Linked DNA regions of Homo sapiens: region 2 is linked to region 1. The links are chromatin loops, found by intact Hi-C in ENCODE. Cell type or tissue: endothelial cell of umbilical vein. All regions are shown on one strand. Links, peaks and the distances in the headings refer to the core of each region. The heading gives the core; the rest is flanking DNA.

What was found. Hi-C counts contacts between places; a loop is a spot of excess contacts. Peaks named below come from ENCODE experiments on the same cell type or tissue, not always from the same donor. Only the 100,000 strongest peaks of a DNase experiment are listed, where the experiment ranks them.
Region 2: it touches region 1 in a loop (13-fold over the local background); 4 of 110 quality-filtered maps call a loop at or near these places.

The regions. Positions count from the first base shown.
Region 1 is chr6:89,602,399-89,618,123 of GRCh38, reverse strand. ANKRD6 (ankyrin repeat domain 6) reads right to left here. Exons shown (of 16, transcript NM_001242809.2): 4 at 14,997-15,095; 5 at 12,019-12,117; 6 at 5,754-5,852; 7 at 4,234-4,332; 8 at 1,467-1,565; 9 at 93-170. It overlaps LOC124901359 (a long non-coding RNA gene), which reads left to right. Exons shown (of 2, transcript XR_007059673.1): 2 at 12,193-12,720. Among named protein-coding and RNA genes, the nearest start is that of MDN1-AS1, 28 kb to the left of the region's middle. RefSeq lists a silencer at 8,543-8,742. In endothelial cell of umbilical vein, for the core only: a CTCF peak has its summit at 7,844 (motif pointing right); a DNase peak (open chromatin) is centred at 7,863.
Region 2 is chr6:89,307,168-89,315,167 of GRCh38, reverse strand. It overlaps GABRR2 (gamma-aminobutyric acid type A receptor subunit rho2), which reads left to right. Exons shown (of 9, transcript NM_002043.5): 1 at 1-115. The coding sequence starts at 3. Among named protein-coding and RNA genes, the nearest start is that of GABRR2, 4.1 kb to the left of the region's middle. In endothelial cell of umbilical vein, for the core only: a CTCF peak has its summit at 3,293 (motif pointing left); a DNase peak (open chromatin) is centred at 2,897; H3K27ac peaks cover 2,068 bases.

The DNA.
Region 1 (15,725 bases), core at 4,342-12,341:
GTTTGAAGAGGCTTCAGTAGATTGCAACCAGGAGTCCCAACAACTTTGTAGTCCCGCATAATCAGTACCATGGAAAGGGCAGTAAATCCTACCTGGGGAGCTTTAGTAAGGAGAAGAGCAACTTCCGGGTTATTGTGGTAGCGGGCAGTCTCCAGCGGAGTCTGGCCTGCCTGAGGAGAGGCAGAGTAGGACAGGTGAGAAAGGGCCACGGGTCCCACACGCACATAGCCCAGCTGGCACAGCTCTGGCCAGGAGCAGGCAGTTCCACACCCAGTCACACCCAGCACCTACGTGGCAAAACATGGCCACCTATGTGATATGGCCCTGGTCATCAGCCTCAGACCCTCCAGTGAGGGAGGTGGGTCACACTGGAAGACACGCTAAGTAAAATATATGACACCAGAGGGCAAGGGCAGACCAAGGGGGCAAGAAGTGCTTTAGGAGGCCAAGGCCTGGGTACCACCCACCAAGGAGTGCTTCCCTGCAAAGAGGGGAGGGAACGTAGCACTCAGACAGCATCCAGGGGGAATGTTTCAGTTGGGGAAACACCACAGAGGATCTGAGGCCCAGCCCAGTGATTAATCTCCCCTGGAAAACAGTGGGAAGACGCCGGAGGAGCAGATCAGGGCTGGCCAGAGAGATTCAGGAAGTTGAATATGAAAAGCAACTACGAGTTATGGCCATAATGTAGGTTCTCAGGAGATGAAGCCAAAACCCAGGAGTTGATAGCAAAAGGAAGATATTCAAGGCATCATGGAACTGCACCCCCAGTACTGGTTGTAGAGCTAAAAGAAGGCAGGAGGAGAAAGAGGGGAGCTAGATACAGGAGCCAAGGAAGCTGAAGAGCCTTGTGCCAGCTTCAGCAGTCCCAGACCACACACCCCTCAAAAAAACCTCCACACAGCAGCTGTTGCACCCTCCAGGCCCTGCTGAACCATTCAGAGGGGCAGAGACCGCAGGACAGCCTCGAAGAAGAAAGCGCACCTGAGCTGGTGCCTGCTCTAGGATCTGCAGGACACACAGTGAGAGGGGGAGAGGGAAAGGGAAACAGTGAGGTCAGGCAAAGTGGAAGAGAAAGGAGTTGCTTTAGAATTTTGAAGCTGACTAAACTGAGGGCCATGTGGCCATTTTTCTGAGCATCACATGCATTTACAGCTTGGAACTCACTTTGGGTAACATCCACTCGTCAGTTTAACTGGACATCCCTGAGTTCTTTTTCATGCCAGGTTGTGTTCACTGCAGTCAGGCAGCTAAAAGCAGGCCCCAAGGCTTGTCAACTCCTGGGGCTGCTCAGAGCAGGGGTACCCTTCAAGTCCACCCCAATGGCCCTGGGGGCTGTGGTTCCAGCAGAGATCCCCCGTCTTCCAGAGTGCGCTGGGCCTGGGGGTCTGCAGGGGTTTAGTACACATCCCATTCTGGAAAGGGGTGGGAACCACTTTAGAAAGCAATGTTGCAACTCAACTTACATTGTTAACAATGGTCGTATCTGCTCCGGCTTCCAGTAAGATTTTGGCCACCTTCTTGTGATTTAGGGCAGCAGCAACGTGAAGTGCTGTGTCTCCAGCCTGGAATTGATTAGAAGGTCTGCTAAACCTCATCTGCTCATGGCCTACAGCCCCCAGCTTTTCATTACCTGGCCTAGGTGTGGCTCTTCAAAGTCAAACTGAGATTTGCCTGAGACTGAAATGGGGCCCTTTGTTAAAGCGTTATGAGGCTCTACTTAAAGAGGTCTTGGAACTAAGTGACCTCGGCACCAATATCACCTTTCTTTCTGAGTGAGGATACCTGAAATCACGCAGCAGGATTAAACGCAGGGGCAAAGTAATGCTGGCCTGGGTTGTTGAGAATGGTGGGACCTGAAGCCTCACGAGGACAGGAGGACAGGCAGGAGGCCTGGGGCAGGCAGGCTAGTCATTCCACTTTTGGCTCTGTTCTTTTACCCAGGGAGGTCAGAGGTCAGAAAACTGCTTGGTGTCTGAGTGCTGGATTGAGCAGGAGAAGCCGTGAAGATGGCTACTTCTGCAAGCACCGGAGAGGTGACAGGCCAGCCTGCAGCTACAGCGGGTAGATCTGAAGGGGCCACTGGGACTCAATCCATCTGCAGGCTCAGGATATGCTTTGTGCGGGTGGAAACACCAAGAACCAGTGTTCACTCAAGACCAACTGTTTTCTACATCTTACAGATAGCCTATAAATAAATGTTCATATTATCTTTATACAAGAAATATGCTTTCACAAAATCAACTATGAAAGGAGGATAAAGACAACTGCAGCTTAGTGGGCCAATTCCAAATGCAAATGCTGTCATTTTCCAAACACAATGATATAAATAAACCAGACAAATATAGGAGAAGTGAAACAATTCATTCTTTCTCCTATCAGGTGATCAGGCAAAGCGCCTGATACTTTTTTCCTGGGTAGCATGAACATTCAGCCATCTTTGTGAGGGGTGGGAAAATTTTTATTTCATTTCTGAGTCACTTAGCTATGTGTATTGAAGGGAAGCTCTGCACAGTGCTTTCCCCTTGGCTGAATATTGGAATAAGCTTCAGAGCTTTAAAAAATGATGATGCCTGGGTCCCACTCTCAGAGATGCTGAATTCATTGGTCTACCATGTGGGCTGGGCAGGGGGACTTTTTAAAGCTCTCAAGTGCCGTGACACGCTGCCAAGGTTGAAAGGCACTGGTTGGTGGGGGCTATGCAGGGGTCACCTGATGATCTAGCACCCCACTGGGGAGGCCGTGCTACTTGATTAGGTCAGTGGCTGTATACTCAGACAGAGAGCTTTTTAAAAACACCATTGCCTGGACCTCACCCCCAGAGGTTCTGACTCTTTCAACTGGGGTGGGATCCAGGAACAGTATTCTTAATTCCCCTGTTGATTCTCATATGCAGCCAGGGTCAGAAACCACCATTCCATGGTATTTTTAATCTACACCACAATCTAATTTTTTTTTTTTAGTTAAGATTTATGCACTCCAACAAAGAAAAGTGAAACAATGTACCACATAGGTGTCAATAAATACCAAGACAATCTAATTTTCAAATCCAATGACTGCTGGAAATTGTGCACATTTCTAAGGAAGACGGTAATATTCACAGCTTTATTTCAAAACCCCATTGCATGGCACTCTCTACAGATTATATGCCCAATTTTATGGGAATGAAAGACTATCAGCTCAAGTGTAAGTAAGTGGCAGTGCAAGGAACAGAACTTAGGGAGTTATAAGACTTCTAATTCCTATGCTTGCTTGGTGGGTTTTTTTTTTTGTTTTTTTTTTTTTCCTTTAAAGAGACGGGGTCTCATTCTGTTGCCCAGACTGGTGTGCAGTGGCAAGATCATGGCTCACTCACCACAGCTTCAAACTCCTAGGCTCAAACAATCCACCTGCCTCAGCCTCCTGAGTAGCTGGAACTACAGGCACATGCCACTCTGCCCAATTTTTAAATTTAATTAACTTATTATTTATTTATTTTGAGATGTAGTCTTGCTCTGTTGCCCAGGTTGTAGTACAGTAGCATGATCTCGGTTCACTGCAACCTCTGCCTCCTGGGTTCAGGCAATTCTCCTGCCTCAGCTTCCTGAGTAGCTGAGATTGCAGGTGCACGCCACCACGCCTGGCTAATTTTTGTATTTTTGGTAGAGACAGGGTTTCACCATGTTGGCCAGGCCGGTCTTGAACTCCTGAACTCGAAGTGATCCACCCACCTTAGTCTCCCAAAGTGCTGGAATTACAGGCATGAGCCACCACGGCCGGCCAAATTTTTAAAAAAATTTTTTGTAGAGACAGGGTCTCGCTATGTTGCCCGGGCTGGTCTTGAACTCCTAGCCTCAAGTGATCCTCCTGCCTTGGCTTCCCAAAGTACTGGGATGTGAGCCACTGCACCCGGCCTCCCTTGCTTCTTTACTAAATCACATTCTTCCTCGTGGGTTTTCTTTTTAAAATCACATTTAAAAAACAAAGCCTGCCCCAGGATCTCCAGAAAATGTTCAATATGCAAATGTGGTGATATGCACAGGAATTATAAGGGCACACTTTCTCTAGCAGGCCAGATAAGCCAGGGCCACTAGAACTCAGTGTGACACCCATGCAAAGCCCACTGCTGGCTGAGTCCCAGGTAGGTGACATGGCAGCTTCCCAGCAGCCTCTGCTCCCGTTTGCACTAACAGACCTGTCCGGTAGCCTTGTGGGAAGGGTGCTGGCAGCCATGAAGAGAATACATGCACTGACCTGGTTCTTTTCATGGACAGAACAGAAAGCAGTGAGGAGGAGCCTAATGATGGACAAGTGATTATAGCGCGCAGCAACGTGCAAACAGGTGTCTCCTGCCTGCGGACAAAAATCAAACTCTAAGCACAATCTGAGCAGTTACAAAACAAATAGAGAAAAGTAGAAAGAAAATGTTATTTAAAAGCTAGCAGACTATCATGTACTCTTTAGGGAATCATAAGCAGCTCTTTTAACATAGATGCTCCACCCCAAGGCTCGCCATTCTTTGCTGCTGTGGGCAGCCCTGCTCCCTTTCTGCCTGTGCAGAACAACCACGTGGTCACAGAATCACTGCTTCCACGTTTATGAAACTAGACGTCTGCTCCCCATGAGACCTTTCCAAGAGCTAAGGCAGGCTCTGCTTACCTGTGCTTGAGGAGGATCCAGGGACCCTAGCCTCCCTACAACCCAAAAGGTCAGTAGTATACTGACTTAAGACCAACAGCATTGCTTTGGAAATGAGCCCTTCCCAGCATAGATCCCTCATGGATGAAAGGACAGGGCAGCAGGGGGGTTGTCAAATCTTAAGATTACACGTACCCCCTGAAGTTCAAGGAGTATCCCACTTCAGTTGGACCCCAATATCCTATATGGAGCTATGTAGTAGGGGAGCTCATAAGGAAGCAATCACTGGGAGCAAAAAAAGGGTATGAAGAAAAACTCAGGGGCAGGATGCTCAGTAAGCACAACAGGCAGAACCCTGTTCCCACAAAGACAATAAAGAACTGGAGACAAAAAGCTGCCTGCAGTGTTTTCTTGCCATTTCCATCCTAGCTCTGTCTGGAGAACACTGGCCACTTGGCATACTTTTCTCCCCTGCATTAAGACGGAACCAAGCTCAAAGCTGAGGTTCAGAGCATTAGATGAGTCTACCCCAAACAGGGAGACCCTCACCTGAGGACACTTTAGAAAGAAGCCTCAGATTTATTTATTTATTTAGCCAACGTGGCTAAGGCAGGGGATTTATAAAGGAAATACAGCTTCTTTGTGAAGAAGCGATACCCATGTGACCTTTCCGGTCAGCTCATCCCAAGGACGCCTCAGTCATCAGTAGGACCTGCTCGCTATAGATGCTGGGCATGGGGCATTAGAGGACCTCCCCTGTAAATGGCACCAGCTCATATTTGCTGATAATAGTACAACACTCAACACTCTATGTGGGTAGAGACTTTCTTAAAACATTAACTGGTTTCCTAGTCTGTAATTGGCCAGACACGTACTGTAAGAAATGATAAACCAAAGATGAGGCATGAAGGGAAAATGATGGGAGAAAAGCAGTATTTCCAAGTCTTTTGATTCTTCTTCTCACATGCCTGAATGATCCCTTAGAAAATTGCCAAAAAAAGAACACTTTAGAGATAGTCCCCAAATACTTTTTACATTTTAATTTCTAGATGTTAAGGTTCAAGTATGCTCATGAAGTTATTTTCTGAAGTGACACAAGAAAGAGAGAACGTGAGAATCTGGTTTTGTTCACCCACATTATTTTTGAGGTCAGCGCGGGACCCGGCCAGCAGGAGGACGCGCGTGCTCTGGGAGTGGCTGTTCTGGCAGGCCAGGTGCAGAGCTGTGTTCCCCGCCTTGGAGAGAGGCAGAGAGAGGGAGGACATATTAGCAACATGCTTCCGCACAGACTTGCATGCCTTGCAGAGGGGCAGTACTTACTCGGGGGAAAAGGCAACGCTCACATTCTCTGCCTCTTGCCCGATGGTTTCAGTGGGGATGCTTCAGAGGTAAGAACATTTAATTTGGAGTCTGAACAGGCAGAAGAGTCCTATTTGTCATAAAACCTTGGTTCCAAGTCCTGGCTCTGCAACTTACTAACTAAAAGCCAGCCTTTTCAAATGCTCAAATTCCTTACCTGGGAAATGGAGCATGACCCCCACATCCTAAAACTATGGGGATTGACTCAGAGTGTCTAGGAAGGTGTTTTCTTAACACACAATGCTGGACACATGCACAGTACTCAATTCCTATCAGATGACTTCCTGCCCCACATGGGCAATAGCTGTGGTTACAATCCCTGCCAATGGTGGGCTAAAAAAAGTAAAACTAGCCACTTCCTGGAAGGGCAGGCTAATGCAACTGAGATTTAACTTGTTAGCCTTTTTCAAGTCACCCATTCTTGTATTTTTCTTGAAACATCAAAATTTTAACTATGGACACCAGGCCCTGCCTTTCAGGCAGTACAGTTGCATCTATCACTTAGGACACAGATTGAGACCCTCTTGCTTTTTGGGTCCTTCTTGTTTTTGAGAACCTCAACAAACCACATCACAATGACAACCAAGGGTCAGAATAAGGTCCATAGCAATACTGCAGGAAAAAATTGCAGGACATGAACAGAACTTTTGAGTCTATGGGAGTAGGGCATGTGAGGCCGCTGATAACCCCTAGAAAAGTAACAAGAAAGCAAGGCCGTGTGATAGGTGACATTGTGTCATCCAAGAGCCTGCAAGCACTCAGGAGGTTAAACACAGAAGCTCCGCGTTGGTTCTGCTGAGCTCAAGTGCTGGGTCAGGCTTGCAGGTGCGTGGGCTCAGAGCATTACACTGCCTGTTCATTGCTTCTCCCTCACCTAGTTCACACCCTTCTGGATCTCACAGTCCTGGCTGCCGATACTCCAGTATATCAGATTCCTGATCTTTTAAAAAGAGAAATGAGTTAAAAAAAAAAAAAATAGAGGAATACTGGATGCGGCCAGTTTGCTTATCCCCCTTCTCTTCACCTTAGCTCCAACCAGCCCTGGTGGACCTTTTGTCTCACTTTTACCTCCAGGCACAGGGAGGATTACAGGCCTGAGGTTCTAGCAGGCTCGCTGGTTCTCAACCCTTGGGTGCACATTAGAATCACCTGGGGAAGCTTTCAAACCAGCCCTGTGCACAGCCACAACCGTTCTAGGGACTCTGATTTATGTGGCCTTGGGGATGGGTATCCAGCATCCCTATTTTAGTACTGAAAGTCCCACATTCCGGGAAACCCTTTAGCCCAGGGCAAACTGGGACAGTCCATCACCCCAGGCCTGGTCTTCAGGTTTTTTTTTTTTTTAAGTTTTGTTTTTTTTCCTTTTTCGTTTGTTTATAGTTCCCCAGGAGGGTCTAATGTGCAGCCAGGTGGAGAACCACTGCTAGTTTAGTTCTCAGCAACAAGGGGTCTGCCCAGGTTTTAAAAACACTACTCTCAAGTTGTCTGCAAGTTATGGGCTTCATGGCAACCACTAAATACGTGTTGAATACATGAGTGAAATGAAAGAAATCTGATGCCTCTAGAAATAGATCATACCAAAGCTTATATTGCCAATAAGGAAATATCGATGATGTGGAAAAGCATTTGCACCAAGAAAATTAAAAACCATAGGTTTGGATAAACAAATTGTGGTAGATCCACACAATGGAATACTCCTCAGCAATAAAGAGGCGTGAACCATTCCTCCATGTAACGACACGGAGGAATCTCAAAAACATTATGCTAAGTTTAAGAAGCCACACACAGAAGGCCGCATACTGTATGATTCCATTTACATGACCTTTATGAACAAGCAAAACAGATCCGTGGTTGCCCGGGGCTGGGAGAGGGTGACTGGGGGCCTGCCACCAGAGGGCGCAAAGGAACATTAAGGGGCAATGGAAACATTCTATATCTTATGGTGGGGGTTACACAACCGTATACATTTGTCAAAACTCACAGAACAGCGTGACTTCATACCTATATCTCAAAACCTGACATTAGAAAATGTGACCTAGGGTAGATATATATGTAGCAGGCGTTTTTCCCCACCCTGAGTAGTGGGTACTGATTTCCCAGACAGGAGCTGCTACATCTGCTGAATAAGAAGGATCTTTCTACGGGCTATGGCTGGTACAAAATGTCCCTCCCTTTGAGACGCATGAGTTTCCTGACCTGTCCTTCTGAAGCCATTTTATTTACACAGAAACAATTTCTGGGCTGGGTGCAGTGGTTCACGCCTGTAATCCATCACCTTGGGAGGCCGAGGTGGGTGGATCACAAGATCAAGAGATCAAGACCATCCCAGCCAACATGGTGAAACCTCGTCTCTACTAAAAATACAAAAATTAGCTGGGCATGGTGGTGTGTGCCTGTAGTCTCAGCTACTCAGGAGGCTGAGGCAGCGTAATAGCTTGAACCCGGGAGGCAGAGGTTTCAGCAAGCCGAGATCGCGCTCCAGCCTGGCAACAGAGTGAGACTCTGTCTCAAAACAAACAAACAAACAAAAAAACGTGGTGATTACAGGCCGGGTTCGGTGGCTCACTCCTGTAATCCCAGCACTTTGGGAGGCCAAGGTGAGTGGATCACCTGAGGTCAGGATTTCAAAACCAGTCTGGCCAACATGGTGAAACGCTGTCTCTACTAAAAATACAAAAATTAGCTGAGCGTGATGGCAGGTGCCTGTAATCCCAGCTACTCGGGAGGGTGAGGCAGGAGAATCGCTTGAACCCGGGAGGCGGAGGTTGCAGTGAGCCGAGATTGAGCCATTGCACTCCAGCCTGGGCAACAAGAGTGAAACTCTGTCTCAAAAAGAAAAAAAAAAGTGATTACACACCATCAACTCCTGTTCCAGACCATATGCATTTTGAAGAAATGGGCAGCCACCCACCTCCTGAGCTGTGAGCCAGGCACTACCGGCGATATTACCATACGTAGCTTGCTGCTCTCAGACCTCAAGCTTTTGATCCATGAGGGAACCATGAAAAATATGAACTAGGAAACGACAGCACAAAGCTGCATGCGGTGCCAAGGGAGAGTTGCAGAAGCAGCCCAGTGGGTCTTCGGGGAGGGAGAGGGCCTGGGGCCAGGTTGGAGGTCTATAGGCAGGAATGAGAAGCAGGCCAGTGAGCCCCACTCTGAGGGCACAGGAGGTGCTCTAGGGGAAAGGAGCCAGGAGGAACTCCAGAGGTGGGCCAGCAGAGGCTTATAGACAGTGTCAGACAGGAGCTTTATGAGAAGGTCGCTGAGCAGAGGAAGAGCAGGATGAAAGGAGGGACTAGATTTGAGCCTGCCAATCTGCTTGAGGCATCTGAAATAATCCAGGGCATGCTTAAGAATGAGCATGGAAAGAGGAACAGGTGTGAGACTTGAAGATGTCCTAAGATGTAATGAGGGACTGGAGAGGGGAGACGGATGAAAATGACGAAGGCATGGCTTGCTTAACTATGCTCTCTAATGAACCAATGGAAAAGTAGTGAGAGCCAGGAGATTTCACCGGAGGGCAAAGCCACTGAGGTGGGTTCTCTTGCTCCCACAGAGATTACGTTCACAAAGGAGTTTCAGGCTGTCATTTCTATTTCCTGCAGCATGCAAGGTCTGGAGAAGTCACTTCATTGATGGGGTATATTTCTATAGCTTGATTTGCCTGGCATTGCTGTTGAAGATCTTGTATGCAGATGTCTGTGTGTCATAAGCTAGAGATACTATGGTTTCAGATTTGACTTGGCCATGAAATTGTACATATATATATATATATAGTGTGTGTGTGTGTATTAGGGAGGGTACTTACTGCTGCCCATTGTCCCCAGGCTACTGCCACCTAGAACCCCATTCTAGCCCACCTGATTCATTATCCTACCACTATTAGCTGAAGCTACCACTCTGTGATGTGGCAGTGCACTGTGGGAAATTCTCAGGCCCCTGCTACAGACCCAATCTGGCCATCCAGGGAAAGAAAAGAGGGTAAGCCCTTTTATGACCCTTCTTACCTCAACTGCAAATATCTCCAGAGTACTGATAACGCTTTTTTATTTTTGAGATAAAGTATATCTCTTGGCATGGGCACAGTGGCTCACGCCTGTAATCCCAACACTTTGGGAGGCCGAGGTGGGCAGATCACGGGGTCAGGAGTTCAAGACCAGCCTGGCCAACATGGTGAAACCCCATCTCTACTAAAAATAGAAAAATTAGCCAGGCGTGGGGGCACATGCCCAGATACTTAGGAGGCTGAGGCGGGCAGATCACGGGGTCAGGAGTTCAAGACCAGCCTGGCCAACATGGTGAAACCCCATCTCTACTAAAAATGGAAAAATTAGCCGGGCGTGGGGGCACATGCCCAGCTACTTAGGAGGCTGAGGCAGGAGAATCGCTTGAACTCAGGAGGCAGAGGTTGCAATAAGCCGACAGTGTGCCATTGCACTCCAGCCTGGGTGACAGAACGAGATTCTGTATCCAAAAAAAAAAAAAAAAAGTCTCTTCTCCCAATTGTAAAAGAAATAATGGGTTCATTCTGGAAAATTTGGGAAAGGTACAAAAATAAAAATCAATCTTAGCCTCAATTCCCAGAGATAACCACTGTTAATATTCTGATGATATTCTTCTGTGCTTAAATTTTTAAATACACAAATTTATATTAAGCACTGGGACATGTACTATATATGATCTTATATCTCTTTGTGATGTTCTTTAACAGTGGAAAGCATTATTTTCAAAACTACGATTTTAATATTAATTATATTCCACTGTATGAATGAACCATAATTCTAAGTCTCCCTCCCCACAGTTAAAAAAATATAACTACTGCTGTCATGAACATCTTTGTCGGTAAAATTTTACTGGTTTTATTGCTTATTTTTTTCTTTTCCATATTTCATTTCAATAGCAGGTTTTATTACCTTTTTAGGATAGAGTCCAAGAAAGGTAGGTACCAAGTAAAAAGGACCTTTTTTTTTTTTTTGAGACCGGGTCTCACTCTGTCACCCAAGCTGGAGTACAGTGGCACGAACTAAGCTCACTGCAACTTCCGCCTACCAGGTTCAAGCGATTCTTGTGTCTCAGCCTTCCGAGTAGCTGGGATGACGGCATGCACCACCACATCCAGCTAATTTTTTGTATTTTTAGTAGAAACAGGGTTTCACCATGTTGGCCAGGCTGGTCTTGAATGCCTGGTCTCAAGTGATCCGCCTGCCTCAGCCTCCTAAAAGTTTGGGATTACAGGCATAAGCCACTGCACCTGGCCAAAAAAGGCCCACCCCCGCCCCCACCTGCCCCCACGACAGTCTCTCACTCTGTGCCCAGGCTGGAGTGCAGTGGTGCAATCTTGGCTCACTGTAACCTCTGCTTCCTAGGTTCAAGCGATTCTCCTGCCTCAGCCTCCCAAGTAGCTGGGACTACAGGCATGAGCCACCATTCCCGGATAATTTTTGTATTTTTATTAGAGATGGGGTTTCACCATGTTGGCCAGGCTGGTCTCAAACCCTTGACCTCAGGTGATCCACCCACCTCAGCCACCCAAAGTGCTGTGATTACAGGTGTGAGCCACCATGCCAGGCCAAAAAAGGACCATTTTAAGGCTCCTGATTTGTTTTGCCAAATTGTCTCCCAAAGGTGGCTATTCGTATCACACTTTCCCAGCAGCATCTAGGGGAGCCCACTTTACTAATTTTCGGTATTAGCATTTTAAAGTTCTTTTGCTGATTTTTTTAATGCCAACTCCATTGCCATATTTTTTGAATACAAAAAAACTATGGGACAGTAATCGCATGTAGATTCCCAGCAGCAGTCAGGGGCCTCTCACATAAGCAGGGTTTTGGCGCTGTTGGTGCACTTGCTCCTGACCTGGAATATCAATCAGCTTCTAGCCTTTTCTGCAAATGAAACTTCTGGGCCGAATGGACCTTCAGGTTCCTCGTGCCACTCTGGGCTCTCACTCTTCTCACTGGAAGAAGGCTCCCACAGGGGGAGAAACCCACAGCCATCCTCACCTGTGAATGAGGCATTCTAGCATCTGCCAGGCCTCACCTTGTTCTTGGCAAGCACGTTGGCTCCTGCTTTAATGAGCAGCTTGGCTGACTGGCTGAAACCATGCCAGGATGCTTCATGCAAGGCTGTATTCCCATCCTAAGGAAGACACACAGGTGGGAAAGGCACATTACCCAAGACCTAATTCTTCTCATTATGATCAATACATCACAGTGGATTTTTACGGAACACCAGACGGCCTTTCTCAATTGGACTTTCTCATCTGAGCCACAGACTACAGAAGATGATTTGAGTGGTAAGTTTCTCCATTATCCCAGAAATGATACATCATAAGAACCATTCTAGATGCACAGAAGAGAAATGAATCCATGACGAACCATGGATGATTGTTCATAAGGCATTAGAGGTTAAGTCTCTCTAGGAACCCCAGTTGAGAGAGGCTCTAGGCCCCATCCACAGCTCTCGTTTAACAGAAAGCATCATCAGGATAGCATGCCATCTATTTCTTCCCACCTCCACCACCCTTAGAGTCTGCTCTGCTCCTGGCATCAGAGAGAACCCTGCAAAGATCAGGCAAAGGAAGAGGCCATCTTCATAAGATTCAGGGGCCTGATCGATTCCCCAACTTTTTTTCACTGAAACTTAATCTCACCCACCTTAATTCAAAAGCCTCAGGGCCCCAAACAAATAATGAACAGGGACTGAGGAAACAGTGATTTGGAAATAAAACAAACAAGTATCCTCAATGTGTGGCCTTTATTTTTTGAGACAGTCTTGTTCTGTCACCTAGAGTGGAGTGCAGTGGTGTGATCTCAGCTCACTGCCACCTCTGCCTCCAGAGTTCAAGCGATTCTCCTGCCTTAGCCTCCCAAGTAGCTGGAATTACAGACATGCACCACTATGCCTTGCTAATTTTTGTATTTTTAGTAGAGACAGGGTTTCACTATGTTGGCTAGGCTGGTCTTGAACTCCTGACCTCAAGTGATCCACTTGGCTTCCCACAGTGCTGGGATTACAGGCGTGAGCCACCGTGCCCGGCCTAATGTGTTGCTTTTAAATAGAAGTCATTTAATGAACATAGCTCGTATTTGCTTAGCTTACTATTTTAAACAAATAAATATCATTAAGTGCAATGAATTGAGTGGGGTGGGGGCGGGAAGGCAGGAGTTCCAGGGAGGGAAGAGCCCGGAGAAGGAAGGGTGCAGGGCAATCAGCAGAGGTCAGTGCAGGTGCATTCTCCAATTACATCCAGGCTCTGGCTTCAGCTTTAACTCAACCACATCCATGCCCCTAGAAACAGCTAAAAATAAAGGCCTAACACAGCTGACCTCCACAAGGGGAAGTCTAGGGTCTCAAAGGCCAGGGGATGGGGTGGTTGCTGGGAACTGTATTGGCGGTGTGTGGCCCGGGCAGTGGGACTGACTGCAGAAGGAGGAAGCCAAAGGAAAGCGGGGATGCAAGGGGCAGGGGGCACAGGGTATGGGGCTTCTGGGTGCTGGCAATGAGCTGCTTCTTGAGCTGGGTGCTCACACAGGTGTGTTCTGCTAGTGAAATTCAACAAGCTGCACACTTATTTGTCCACTTTTCTGTATGTATATTATACTTTAATGAAAAGTTATTTTTAAAAAGTAAAGCAGAGTTCTTCCCAGCATAGCCTCTTTAAAGAAAAAAAAAAAAAGTAAGCAGAGGCTGAATTGCACTTAATTGTGAAGTTTTGTGTTTTAAGATTGTTTGAAAATTTAAAAACATTAGGTTAATATGTAAGAAGTCATTAGGATTCCTTAAATAATCAATTTTTCTTTTTCTTTTTTTTTTGAGACAAGAGTTTCGCTCTTGTTGCCCAAGCTGGAATGCAATGGCACGATCTCAGCTCACTGCAACCTCCACCTCCCGGGTTCAAGCGATTCTCCTGCCTCAGCCTCCCAAGTAGCTGAGTTTACAGGCATGCGCCACCATGCCCTGCTAATTTTTTGTATTTTTAGTAGAAACGGGGTTTCACCATGTTAGCCAGGCTGGTCTCGAACTCCTGACCTCAGGTGATCTGCCCGCCTTGGCCTCCCAAAGTGTTGGGATTATAGGCATGAACCACTGCGCCTGGCCAATTTTGCTATCTATCTATCAATCTTATTTATTTATTTGTTAAGAGACAAGGTCTCACTCTGTCGTCCAGGCTGGAATGCAGTGATGCAGTCATGGCTCACTGCAGCTTCAACCTCCTGGGCTTAGCAATCCTCCCATCTCAGCTTCCTGAGTAGCTGGGACTACAGGTGTGTACACTACCACGCCTTGCTAATATATATTTTCTTAATTTTCAAATTTTTTGTGGAGACAGTGGTTTGTTATGTTGACTAGGCTGGTCTTGAAGTCCTGGCCTCGAGCAATCCTCCCACCTTAGCCTCCCAAAGTGCTAGGATTACAGGCGTGAGCCACTGTGTTTGGCCCAGTTGAGCTTACTTTTTTTTCCCTGCAATATAGTTTAAAGAAATTAACTTGCTCACTTATCTAAGAAAGTAAAGAGAAAGTCTGGGGCACATCCCTTACCCCCCCGACCCAGGCCTACATAGGTCCTTATTTCTAGATTTTTTTCTTTACCATTTAAGATTTATGTGGTTGTCACTGGTGCCATAGAACAAGGAAAAAGATTTTTAAAAAATACAATTGGCAGCTGGGCACAATGGCTCATGCCAGCATTTTGGGAGGATGAGGTGGGAGGAGCACTTGAGCCCAGGAGTTCCAGGTGCAGTGAGCTATGATCATGCCATTGCACTCCAGCCTGGGCAACAGAGTGAGACCCTCTCTCCAAAAAAAAAAAAAAAAAAAAAAATTACAATTGGCTGGGATACCAGATAGTGTTTCAAAGGAATTTTAGGCTGATTTAATCATGTTAAATCATAAGTGGTAAGACAGGAATTATAATACCTCGAGGACTCAAAAGTTTCCAGAGCGGGCTCCTCCAGCTCCCCTGAGCCACTGGCTTCCCTTGCCTTGGGGAGTAAGGAAGCTCAGTGTCCACTCACCTTGTCTTGTCTGTCCAGGGCACACCCTTCGTGGATGAGCGCCGCGATGATCTCCGTGTTCCCCACCACTGTGGCCCGGTGCAAGGCGGTCTGGTCCCCCTGCAAAGTGACACAAAGGCAGGAACAGCAGTCAGCTCCCCTGCACCCCCTGCTTGCACTACTCACTTGACACTTGGACACAAGGACCCCTCCCGTCCCCACACAGAGCAGAGCGGTTATTCGCAGAAGGGCTTGGTTACCACAGGCAAGGCGGGCTTTGTGGTCTTGTTAGTAGACAACGCACGCTGGCAGAGAAATTTTGTTCATAAACTAAGAGGGGGACCTTAAGCCGACAGCAAGAATAGCCCTCGGCCACAGAGCCAACCTCAAAATGAGGGTCAGGCTCTCTCCTGCCATCCAGGGGCTATGACTATCACAGGTGTGAAGAGTGGGTGTGAGGGCAGGTGTGTGCTATGCAATTAAAGCAGCAATGCCTGGAATCTCTACTGCCTGCCGAGTTTCCAGCTTGCAGGGGGACCACTGTCCAGCTCTGCCAGTTAGCAGCACTCATGATTTGATGACAGGCGGGTCATTTGTTCATTGACCTGTACTAGTCAACGGCAATGCAGGGGTTTGCCCTATTTCATCTGAGGACTCCAGGGACTGCAGCTATCACTGCATATTTCTAAGAAGCCTCTTCAGAGAGTTCATGACAACATCCTCACTGATTTATGCTGCACTCTGAGCCCT
Region 2 (8,000 bases), core at 1-8,000, 300 kb after region 1:
AAATGCCTTATTTTACAAGACTCATTTTGTTCTTGTTTTGCTTGATGGTTCTCGTGGAGAGCAGAAAACCCAAGAGGAAGCGATGGACAGGGCAGGTGGAAATGCCCAAGCCAAGGTAAAGTCATAGGTGGGAAAGGAGGGAGGTTACCCTGCATAGTAGCAGCAGCAGTGGCACAGTGGGATGGCTCCCCAGGGGGCTAAGGTCCTATTGAGATATCGCCCTATGAGAATGAGAACCCAGCTACTTCACTGAACGCAGCCTCTCCCTGGGCACACATACTCTATGTGTCACAAGCATTGAGAGCAGAACTAGACTGGGATGAGCCTTCCTTCGGATGCCTGCGTTCAGCCAAAGCATTTTGATTTGAGGCAGATATAAATAGTTGGAGACGTAGTGGGTAAAATCATTCTCTGTACAAATCACATTGTGCTGCTTTGTTTCTCAGGGTTACAACCGATGACCTGCTAAATAATTACACTCAAGTATTTTGGGGAGAACTGTATATAGGAACCTAGCCTGAACTATTAAGAAAAAAATGCATACGGGAGTTGTCTTCCTTAAATTATTTGCCAGAGAATAACTTTATAATGATATTGGGTTTCATTTTACTGTTTTGAATCTTAGAAGAGGTGTTCAGAAATTTGCTTAATTATCAGAAATATATGTGTGAACAACAGTGAATGCAATTTCATGATGTAATGGAGACATTCCCAAGAAATAATAGCCCAGGATCTGCATTCAAAATCATTACATTACAAATCTAAGTTCCTTAGGAAGTTTATTTTGAATTGACATACGAAGCATCATACTCCAGGCCTGAAGTAGACATAAGGACTGTTAGACATGGAGATAAGAAAAGAACAAGCAGCTAAGATATAAACACCATGTGTGGCATGTTACACATTTATTTTCCATTCTACTAAGCATCAGATAAACTAGTGGTTTTGAATATAAATTAATATCTTGAGGCACATTTTCTAGGTCAGTCCCCAAACATTTTTGAACATGCGCTGCTGTCAATGACAAGTTTTTGAAACTGTACCTCTAATACATGCATATTTACTTACAAATCACATACATGTGCTGTTATAAATATGTATGTTAAAGTTTAATTGATTTCTTATTTTTAGAAAAAAAAAAAAAAAACCCTGAATATAAATAAGAGTTACAGCCTCTACTTCCAGTATCCCAGTGGCAACTGCTGCTCTGGGAGAGGTTATTACTCTCTTTTGTTTATTTGTTTGTTTGTTTTTTGAGATGGACTCTCTGTCACCCAGGCTGGAGTGCAGTGGCGCAATCTTGGCTCACTGCAACCTCCACCTCCCGGGTTCAAGCGATTCTCCTGCCTCAGCCTCCCGAGTAGCTGGGATTACAGGCGTGCACCAGCATGCCTGGCTAATTTTTGTATTTTTAGTAGAGACAGGGTTTCACCATGTTGGCCAGGCTGGTCTCAAACTTCTGACCTCAAGTGATCCACCCACCTTGGCCTCCCAAAGTGCTAGGATTACAGGCAGAAGCCACCACACCCAGCCTATAATTACTCTCTCTGGAGCCTAGTCCTACTCAGCGGAAGGCAAACAGATCAAAACCCTCAGAGGCCCTGCTCTGAACAACCCATGCGGGTTGGGTTGCCAGAACCATAGGCTGTTAAACTGGAAGGAGCCTCAGATGTCATCGGCCCAGCAAGTCCCCTGAACTCTAATTTTGGGAAACGTGAATGGCTGTTGAGTGAAATGGGGTTCCAGGGCCACCAAAACGTGGAAAACCCTGGTTTAGACCATTTTCAACAGATGTCTCTACAGCAGAACTTTTAGAACCTTTGTTATGCAAATAGGCACTGTGAGAATCTTGAAGAGAGGGATAAATTATGCAGGGCTTCTCAGAAACAACTAAAAAATCCACAGTTTTTTGGACTGTCTTGTGGGATTCCTACTCCATGGAGCACACACTGGGAAACTGTCCAAGTCAACTCATTTGACAGATGCTGAAATGGCTCAGGGGCATGAGTAAGTCACACGGCCTGCTAGTGGCTTCCCAACACTAGAATGTAGGTTCCTGATTTACTTAGACTGGAGGAAAATCTGTTCAAAACTGTCTATTCTGTAAGAACTGGGGTTCAGCACAAGTCCCTTGGGGTGCCCAGGGACCCCACTCAGCAGCCTGGGCTTGGCGGCACCTCCGTCTCACTTTTCCTCAGAAGTCCACAGTCTCATTCCCAAACCCGCGCATGAGCCTGGGCACAGCTGGGCTCTGACTCTTAGTGGGGAGGAGACTTTGTTGAAATCCAGCCCATGAGGTGTTAAAGTGGGAAAAGATGAACACATACATTTCAAGGAAGTAAAATATTTATTAAACTGAGGCTGGGGGAAAAGGACAGGGAATGTGGTTCTGGGCCTTTCTGCATCCATGAGAATGCACACACAGTCAGACAGTCAACAGGGTGACGCCTCCTTGTGAACATTTCAGCCAAGCCTCTGACAATTTATTTTTCCAAATTACTTTCATTATTGACACGCAGGTGTCAAGCTATACGAACAAATAAGAAAATGACCAGACCCCTTCTGATTACAGTCTTAGAGTGCTTTCTCTCTTTAGGATTGCTCCTTTTCTTAGAAGTCCTGTTCACACACACGGTCACACTCACACACATACCGCATGCCACATATGTGACTTCACGGGCACACACTATGCACATGGTCACCCTCACACATGCACACTGTGAAGACTTCTTTGAACCTGGAAGCCTTCCCTGCCTCACCCCAGCCAAGGCATGCACACAGAACAATGATTCCGCCCAGCAGCTGCTTTTACAAAGACCAGCCCCTATTTTCTGCTGCTTTGTGTCTCTGTGTACTAAATGGCTGCAGAGTGAGTCTGTTTCCTCTTGGCTGTTATTGGTTTTGTTCTGTTCTCCCAGCTCTCAGCCTTCCAACTTTATTCCTACTCCTCCTGGCCTGCTGCCAAAGTTGGCCTCCTGACCACACGATTGCCCTTCTTTCTTGCCAAGGGAGGCACTTCTCCCTTGAGAGCTGACTCTGGGCTGTGCCCTGGACAGTACTGTCAGGCCCCTGCAGGTCTCAACGTGGAGCCCCCTCTGTAGCTTCCTTCCCCATCTGCTGCCTCCTCACTACCCCTACCTCGGCCATCCTTCCTGGGTCTGCACTGTGGTTCTGTTCCGCTGGAGGCAGGAGCAGCTTTGCTTTCCAGCCACACAGTGACCCTCATCCACTGCTGAGGGTCTTGGCAAAGGAAAAGGAGTTGGGAATTCAGGAAAATCAGGTTCAGACCTTGGTTCTGCCGCCATCTAGCGTATGTGGCCATGTTTCCTGCTCTCTCTGAACCTCCGTTTCTCCAGCTGAAAAGGGGGGTGGTGAGCCCTTCCCCATGGGGATGATGTGAAGATGGGGTGAGGTCTGCCTAACGTCCTGCAGTTCAGGGCCTGCACAGGGAGGAGGGGCACCCACGAACACCTGATTATCCTGGTTGCTGTTATTGCCAAAAAACCACAACACGGTGACATCAGCCCTGCTTCCAAAGGCATAGTGGATCCATTTTTCTTCTTCCCTCACCCCTCACCCAAAGGCCGGGTTTGAGGTTCCATGAAGGTCCTGGCTGCCCTGCCATGGGTGGGTGGGGGCTCAGGAAGGAGTCTAGGGTCTGAGGGCCGAGACTGTGTGGGCCATCTCCTGTGAAAGGATGAATGGAGAGCATATGGCTCATACAAATAGCCCAAGGCTCAGGATCTTAGTGGCTTGATCTCTTAAAAAAACTCTGGGCCCTCAATGGCAGTGGGATTTAAATCTCTCTCTTGTTGGGGTGGGTGGCATTCTGGGACTTCCGCTCTCCTAAGCCTTTTCCTAAATGGATGTAAAACTGTGCTGACCAGGAGGGATTTACTCCCTGTGAGTCAGAGGGGCAGTGAGCCGGCTGCACTTACGGTTTAATGTCTATGATCTGCTAAGCCCTCGGGCTGAGCTCTTCATCTGCCTTCCGGAGGCGTCTTTCATGGGCGTCTGCACGTGGCACCTCACACGGTCACTGCCCAGAGACCCAGGCCTGGCCCCACTTGACTCCTGGAGGCAAGGCTTGAGGAAGAGATCAGTGTGTGTGTGTGAAAGCTCCTTGGCAGCACCCGACCATGACTACACATGGCTTAAGGGGACTGGACAGTCCCGTATTTCAGCCACAGGGGAGGAAGTTAAATTGGACTTTCCTCTTTGACCTGTGAAGCTATAATAGGCTTGTCTAAAAGCGAATCTTATCATAGCTTCCTCTTCCATCTGCCTAACACTCTTCGTTGTCTTCCCATTACCTTTGGATAAAGACAGAATTCTTAACATGACTCTCAAGGCTCTGCCTGGCCTGGCCTCTGCTTGTCCCTGCAGCTTCATTCTCTTCATTCATTCCCACCACACCCCCCACCCCCTCCCGCTTCTCATCTAATGCTCACTCATTCTTCAACCTACGCCACTTCAAACTGAGTGCGGCCCAAACCAAACTATGCATGCATTGAGTTCAGATGCCTATAGGATACTCAATTAGGGATGCTGAGTTAGGAATCAGATATAAAGGTTGAGAGTAGAGGGTAGGGATTTAAGAACATCAGCATGTTGATGACAATTTAAGCCATCAACTTAGGTGAGTCTGCCAAAGAGAGGGTAGAGAGAGAAGATGGCTGGGACAAGGTCCTGGGGACACTGACATTTAAGGGATGGGGTGAAGAATAGGGGGATGCTGCAGTGGAGAAGCGCCTGTCAGAGAGGTAGGAGGAAAACCAGAGTACTTTGTTCTGAAAGACACAGTTTCTGGCAGAAGCAGGGACCTTCCTGTCTGCAGCTGTGGAGAAGCCAGACCTCAGCAAGAGCACCTGTAGGACCAGGGGTTGGGCATAAGTAGGCAAGAGGGCTTGGAGTGAGGCGGTGCCAGCAGCCTGTGGAAGATGGCTATTTGGAAGAGTTAATTATTTACTGGGGGGGAAATAAATTTTTTTTTAGGTGGAACAGTGAGGATTTTTAGGGCAATGAAACTATTCTATATGATACCATAATGGTGGATATACATCATTATACATTTGTCCAAACCCAGAGAATATCAACACTAGGCTGAGGATGGTGTCTCATGCCTGTAATCCCAGCAGTTTGGGAGGCTGCAGCAAGAAGATCTCTTGAGGCCAAGAGTAACATAGTGAGACCCTGTCTCTACAAAAAAAAAAAAAAAAAGATTAGCCAGGCACGGTGGCATGTGCCTGTTAACCCCAGCTGCTCAGGAGGCTGAGGTGGGAGGATCACTTGAGCCCAGGAGTTTGAGGCTGCAGTGAGCTACAATTGCACAACTGCACTCCAGCCTGGGTAACAGAGCAAGACCCTGTCTCTAAAAATAATAATAATAAGAAGAAGAAGAAGCATGGGTGCTAATGCTAATGCTGTGTCAATGCAGGATTATCAATTGTAACAAATGCACCAACCCAGGGGGGATGCTGATAGTGGGGAGGCCATGCATGTTTAGGGGCAGAGGGCATATAGAAACTCTGTACCTTCTGCTCAATTATGCTGCAAACCTAAAATTACTCTAAAAAAAGTCTTAAACATTTTTTTAAAAAAGGAAATGTTTAAATAATATAACCAACACACCTATATTGCCATCACTTTCAATGCATTTTGCATGAATTGAGAGCTAGAGGAAGATGTGGAGTTTAGATGGGTTTTCTGCTTAGTTGTAATTCCAGGTGGGAGAGCCTAGAATCCAGTTTGAATACTGGTGGGAATGAGCCATGAAAGGGGGAGAAGCTGAGGAAGCTGTGGGGAGGGGGCATGAGGGCAGGGTTCAAAGGACTCTGTAAGAAGGGGCATTAGGCACTTCTGCTGAGCCTCAGTTACCTCACCACCTACACGTCTGGAGGATGTGCAAATAGGGCAGGACAATGTGGAAGGCAGCAGCAGGGTGGAAGGACAAGAGGGTGGGTGAGTTTGGAAAGCAGATGTGAGAGTGGCTGAGTGAGATGGCTGCCAAATGGGAGGCTGTCCTCATGCAAGTCAGGCTCTCCTCAGGACATTTGCTCTGCTGTTTTCTCAGAATTACTTCCTTCAGGTCCTCTCATGACTCCCTCCCTCCCTCCAGGACTCAGAAGAATCACCAGTCACCTCATCTAAACAGCCCTCTATTCCAACCCATAGCTCTCTATTCCTTACCCTACTTTGTCACGTGATTTATCTGTCCACTGGTTTATCGTCCACCTCCCCGACTAGGTTGGAAGCCCTGTGAGGACCGTGAATATATGCCCTCCCCATGGCTCGGGCAGTGTCTGCACAGAGTAGGGGCTCTATAGAAACGTAGATGCTCTATAAAAATATGTTGCACAAATCAATTTGAGTCTAGGAATTGGGGAACTGTGTGACCAGGGTGTGGGACAACTGTCTGTGTGGATGTTGACATCCTCAAGGTTGATGGGAGGAACTAAATGGAGAGAAAGAGAAGCAGGTTGTTCCTGAGCCCTCAAGCGGGTGGGGAAATGACTGGGAGGTCTGGGGCAGTGAGAAGCTGGGCCAGGCAGTGTTAGAAGTAGGGGTGTAAATCGGAAAGCCCTGGCTTATAGGGGAATCTGGGGTGGGCAGGCTAACTTTTATATTAGCACCAAACAATAAAACTTTTGGTGATTATGGAAATGTTATTTATTTATTTAATTTTTTTTTATTATCACACTCCACTGAGGTAATGGAAAGATTATATAGCTGCACTGTTCAGTACAGTAGCAACGAGCTGCATGGGGCTATCGAACACATATGTGTGGCTAGTATAATGGAAAAACCGAACAGTCATTTATTTAGCTTTCATTAATTGAAATAGCCATATGTGTCTAGTGGCCACTTTATTGATCAGTGCAGCTTTAGGCCTCCCATTGAATTATGCCATCTGGGCAGAGCCGGTGAGGAATGAAACTTAAGGATTTCATAAGAGGATGCCTCCAAGATCAGAACCTCCAGAGAGGAAACCATCACTTTCCTCTTACAGAGTTTAAACAGGAAACACACCTGTTGCCCTCAAAAGTGAATGAAGGCCGAGCGCGGTGGCTCATGCCTGTAACCCCAGCACTTTGGGAGGCCAAGGCAGGTAGATCACCTGAGGGCAGGAGTTCGAGACCAGCCTGACCAACATGGTGGTCCCGTCTCTACTAAAAATACAAAAATTAGCTGGGTGTGGTGGCGGGTGCCTGTAATTCCAGCTACTCGGGAGGCTGAGGGAGGAGAATCACTTGAACCCAGGAGGCAGAGGTTGCAGTGAGCCAAGATCTCACCATTGAACTCCAGTCTGGCGACAGAGCAAGACTCCATCTCAAAAAAAAAAAAAAAAAAAAAGTGAATGAAGTTTGACAAGAACAGGGAGGAAAATAGAGGTATATGTAAATAAACAACAAACACTCAAAACCAAATCTCCATTGATTTCTAAAAACCTTCAATATGCTGCACACAACAGTCACAGGCCCTGAGGGCTCTGGTTTCTTCAGCAGGTGAGTTAGCAGTTTCTCACTTGCTACTACTAAGTTGTCAGCACCAACAGGTGCCCTGGGCAGCTCTCAGGACATTGCCAAAGGCATTAGATTAAGGCTTATCCTAGCGGTTCTCAAATGTTGCTCTACCTTGGAATCATCCAGGAGCTTTAATAAATTTCCAGTGCTGAGACCTCCATCCCAACCAGTCAAATTCAAATCTCTAGGGGTGGGATTTAGGCATCATTGGTTTTAATATCTCCCCAGGTGATTATAATCTGTAGCTAAGTTTGAGAATCATAGGTCTAGCCAACATAACACAAAGCCACATAGAGTTTATTATCATTAAGGTATTCCAAGATCTAAAAATGCTAAGTTTGGAATGACTGTGATTCTTAGCCTTGATTGCATGGGAATAGCTAGGGAATTCACCCCAGAGAGGTGAATTTGGTTGTTCTGGGGTACAGCCTGGGCATCAGGGTTTTTAAAAGCCACTTGAGATGATTCTAAAGTGTG